2 separate regions of the Homo sapiens genome follow, and region 2 is linked to region 1. The links are chromatin loops, found by intact Hi-C in ENCODE. Cell type or tissue: CD14-positive monocyte. All regions are shown on one strand.

Region 1 (2,500 bases):
ATGTGGTACTAAAACTATAGATGACAATACTAACACCTTTGTCATGCAGGTCCTGGGATCCCAGCCAGGCCTGCATGAGTACATTTAGACAGTTGCAAACTGGTTCCATTCCTCTCACTTTGGGGTCAACACCTACCCCCACTACACCCCTGGTGAGCAGGAAGAAGTTAGAGCGGTCTTTGCCCTTTTTCCATCTTCTTTAGCCAAGACCTTAAGATTAAGAGGCACATATACACCATGGAATACTATGCAGCCATAAAAAATGATGAGTTCATGTCCTTTGTAGGGACATGGATGAAATTGGAAACCATCATTCTCAGTAAACTATCGCAAGATCAAAAAACCAAACACCGCATATTCTCACTCATAGGTGGGAATTGAACAATGAGATCACATGGACACAGGAAGGGGAATATCACACTCTGGGGACTGTGGTGGGGTCGGGGGAGGGGGGAGGGATAGCATTGGGAGATATACCTAATGCTAGATGACACGTTAGTGGGTGCAGCGCACCAGCATGGCACATGTATACATATGTAACTAACCTGCACAATGTGCACATGTACCCTAAAACTTAGAGTATAATAAAAAAAAAAAAACATTAAAACAAAAAAAAAAAATGCAAAAAAAAAAAAAGAAAAAAGAAAAAAATTACTAAATGATGTGCTTGACTAAGAAAGAGGCTGAAACTGAAAAGAGTAGGCTGCAAGAAGCAATGGTGAAAAAATAAAATAATGAAAATAGAATAAAAATAAAATAAACATGTGGGTAAAAATAAAAAAAAAAAAAAAAAAGAGGTTATAAAACCCAGAAGTAGGGATTGAAACCACCATTGCAAAATTATGACTGAAACGGTGAAAGAGATCTGACTTAACTAACTCCACCTTGCTTCTAACCTCCAAGCTGTTCTTGTTTGTTCCTGGGTGTAGGCTGAACTAACTTTGGAAGGAACTTTGTTTACAGTTTATAGTTTGAAACAAAGATGATAACAGCCCTTTCTCAAAACAAACCCCCTTCATTCCTGGGGACTCGGCGGCCCATGGAGGACTAACAAATTAGTCAAAAGATTAGAAATTATGGCTTAGGAGTCATGCAGCTGGAGGCTACAAGATTCTGACCCTCCCCAGTATTGCTCCTGGGGATAAAACCACTATTGTAAAACCTAAGCCAGTACTTGAGATATTTTGCAGACCTTGCACGTGATGGATCAGCTGACATCAGCCAGCTCTATAAACTGGCTCATCTGATCTTGTGGTCCCCATCCAGGAACTGACTCAGTGCAAGAAGACAGCTTCAACGCCCTATGATTTCATCTCTGACCTGACCAATCAGCATTCTTGGCTCACTGGCTTCCCCCTACCCACCAAGTTGTCCTTAAAAACTCTGATCTCCAAATGCTCAGGGGAGACTGAATTGAATAATAATAAAACTCTGGTCTCCCTCAAAAAAAAAAAAAAAGATTACAGATGAACTAAGACCAACTCCAAGGAAAGAGTTGCCTCCACTACCTTTATTTTATACCCATCCACTCACTATTGTTGAATATTCCATAGATTTTGTACCCCATCACTCTACCAAAACAGCTCTTAATAATAATTAGCCTTGGCTAGGTACCATGGCTTATGCCTATAATCCCAACACTTTGTGAGGCTGAGGCAGGAGGATTGTTTGAGCCCAGGCATTCAAGACCAGCCTTGGCAACATGACCAGACCTTGCCTCTACAAAAAATAAAATTAGCCAGGCATGGTGGCGTATAGTCCCATCTATTAGAGAGGCTGAGGTGGGAGGATCACTTGAGCCTGGGAGGTCGAGGCTGCAGTGAGCTATGGTCATGCCACAGCACTCCAGCCTGGGCAACAGAGCAAGATCTTGTCTCAAAACAATAATAATAATGACAACAATAATAATTGGCCTTGACTTTCATGCAATTAAATTAAAGTCACTGAATTTTCTTGTCAACATCCTCATATTATCTGCAGAATTTGACACTAATAAACCATTTCCTTCTTTTTGAAATATGATTCATATGAACTCTAAGATATCATATTCTCCCAGATTTTCTACCATCTATCTTCACCACTCTTTTTCAGTGTCTTTTTCTAATTCTTAAGCTTCTACCTGACCACTAAATTCTGGAATATCTCTGGACCCTGAACCTAGATGTCCTCTCATTTTACCTAGAAAAACACATAACTGGTATGGTATTCAGAACCACTCATGGGCTGATGTGTCCCAAATTTTTATTCCCAGTCTAAAGAATACTTAAACTGCCTTTTACATATTTCCTTTGGAAGTCTCATTGCCACCACCTCAAACTCACTATTTCCCAAACTCATTGTTTTCCTCTTCAGAATGTTCTTCTTTCGGTGGCAGCATCCATACAGTTGGCCTAGCCAGAAACCTGAAAGTCATCATTGACTCTTCCTTCTCCCTTCTGCCTCATATCCTGTTCCTTAACCCTGTCAGTTTCAAAGCCTAAAGAACTCTTGTATCTTTGAC
Region 2 (2,500 bases), 60 kb after region 1:
TCATTACTGAGAGAAACCAGGCTGCCTTGGTAGGACAAACTATAAAACGTTTTGCAATATACAAAATGGTACTGGGTGTCCTTGCAATAGACACCCAGTACCATTGCTGGATTGGCTCTGGTGGACGTTCCAGGGTCATCTAATTCCACAGGGGTCTATGCCTTTTATTGTCTTTACAATTTTACAACTCTGTAAGTTGGAAAAATCTAAAAACAATGCAAATTATACTGGTGCATAGATATACAAATGATTTTTTTTCTAGTAGAAATGCTATAGTTTTCCACTCTTATGATTCCAAACATTGTATTTTATTGCTCTATAGATATTAACCAGTTTCAAATCTATTACCAACTTCATATCAGCATGCCTGATTGCCTACATGTGTCTCATCTTCAGCGTCTCCTTTGAAATAATTGTAATATATTACTGATTTTTTCAATTGTTAAATAAAAGCTCAAATACATGTTATTTGATTTTTATATATTACTATACCTTTGCCTTTTCAAAATCATACTTTAACTGCCTGTTTCTCATGAAGAAAATACATTCAAGTATTAAAAATACACTGAATATAATTGTTCCTCATATACGAGCCATATCTGAATAACTGGAGACCAGTCAGGATGTTTCTATCCTGCAGCACAGACTGGACAAAGGAATTAGAGTGATATTTGGGTTAGTAAAGTCAGGGAGAATGATGACACCCTCTGAAGGATTAAGGATTTACTTGAAGAAGAGTGCGAAATATGGTTCAGTAGATAGAGTAGGGCTAGCATGTGGTGAATCTAATAATTCAGGCACAAAAAAAGTAACTATCTTTCTAAGAAGACATGTAAGACAAAAGTACAGTATTCCACTTAAGAAGATGGGGTATGTTAACATTGAGTTTCAGGATCTCTGATTAACTACCCTCTGTTAAACAGCAGGTCTATGACTCACTGCATCCAGTGAAGCAGTAGGCTCTTGAGCTGGATTTCTACAACCCCCTCGACTCTTGCATAATGTATTTTGAAATTAGAGATTTTCTTAGATGGGAAGATACTTCTACGCAAGCAACTCAATTCAGTCCTCTGAAGACACACCATTTCTGGGGAATGTCCCACCAAGTTTACTCCTGACTGACACAAGGTAGAAAGTTGAGGTTCACCACATCCAGGAAGCTTCCATTATTCACTCCTAGACTCAGTCTTGTGGCAGACATCACCGCTGATGTTTTCTAGATCGTCCCTCTCAGTACTCTATGAACAATATATAGCAAAAGAATGGCACACTTAGAGTAACAAGGAGTCATTGCTTCACAATATAAAGTTCAAAATGTCAGTGGAATTTAAAGCTGTAATAGCTTACAGATAATGAAATACCTTTTATTTAATTCTGCTGATATTCCCATGTAAGTGTTCTATGCCAGGCCTCTAGTTATCTCATGCCCTTTAAGATTAGATTAGACTCTCATAGCCCCCAGGTTTTTCTCACTTTCCTTAAAAGCCTTATCAAAATTTTATATTATTAACATATTATTTGTTTAATATCTTCTCTATCTCCTCCACTTTACTACCTCCCATGACTTTTAACTCCTTGAACATGATAACTGTGCTGTAAGTCTGGATGAAGGGTCAGCAAATTTCAGCCCCTGAGCCAAATCCATCCCAACCCTTTTTGTATGCCCTGCAAACTAAGAATGTTTTTCTCATTTTAAAACTATTGTTTAAAAATTAAATATCAAAATAATAATAGTTTTAACACATTAAAATGATATAAAATTCAAATATGAGTGTCCATAAAGTTTTATTGGCACACAGTCATGCTCATTCATTTCCATCATCTTTGGCTGGTTTCATGCTCATGCAGAGTTGAGTAATTATAATAGAGGCTGAACAGCTCACAAAGTCAAGAGTATCTACCATCTGGCCCTTTCCAGAAAAGTTTGCCCATCCCTGGCATACAGCACAGCTGTACTTCCAGCACCTGAAATTTAATAAGTGATTATTACCATCTGTTGGACTGTTGAGTGAATGAATATGAATGCACATAACTGGAGACAATAAAGTTTCAAAGATTTCACTGAAAACTATAAATAAATGAAAATTGGAATCCTTAAAATGCATTTTGTGGTTTAGGGTTGGATAATCAGAGTCAGATTTACTAAAAATATCAATATTCTATTGATCTCATTACATTAATCAATTAGAGTTTGAGTAAGGTGGGCGGGGGGCTGACTGTGAGCCCTATCCTACTAATAGTGCCTACTGCACACATCATCTTTTTGAATGATTTAATACTGCCTAGTGAGATATTTGATAGCACTCACAGGGCATGTATTAAAATCATAAAATGATCAACACAAGTATACTTGATATTTCTTCCAACTTGTAAAATAAAGAAAACTTATATTCATTCACTTTAATGTTTCTCCCAATTTGTGACTTACAAGTTTTATGATTAAAATGGGGAAAAAATCATTGCTACTAATGACATTCTATGCTGTCTTTCAGAACACAGT

Evidence for each region. Hi-C counts contacts between places; a loop is a spot of excess contacts. Peaks named below come from ENCODE experiments on the same cell type or tissue, not always from the same donor. Only the 100,000 strongest peaks of a DNase experiment are listed, where the experiment ranks them.
Region 2: it touches region 1 in a loop (6-fold over the local background); 2 of 110 quality-filtered maps call a loop at or near these places.

The regions. Positions count from the first base shown.
Region 1 is chr4:168,449,030-168,451,529 of GRCh38, forward strand. All of the region lies in intron 8 of DDX60L (DExD/H-box 60 like), which reads right to left. Among named protein-coding and RNA genes, the nearest start is that of DDX60L, 30 kb to the right of the region's middle. In CD14-positive monocyte, no CTCF peak of the experiment used is centred here; DNase peaks (open chromatin) are centred at 872 and 1,272; H3K27ac peaks cover 1,716 bases.
Region 2 is chr4:168,508,931-168,511,430 of GRCh38, forward strand. It overlaps PALLD (palladin, cytoskeletal associated protein), which reads left to right. Exons shown (of 22, transcript NM_001166108.2): 2 at 2,493-2,500. All of the region lies in intron 1 of LOC107986198 (a long non-coding RNA gene), which reads right to left. Among named protein-coding and RNA genes, the nearest start is that of PALLD, 13 kb to the left of the region's middle. In CD14-positive monocyte, no CTCF peak of the experiment used is centred here; a DNase peak (open chromatin) is centred at 1,041; H3K27ac peaks cover 1,517 bases.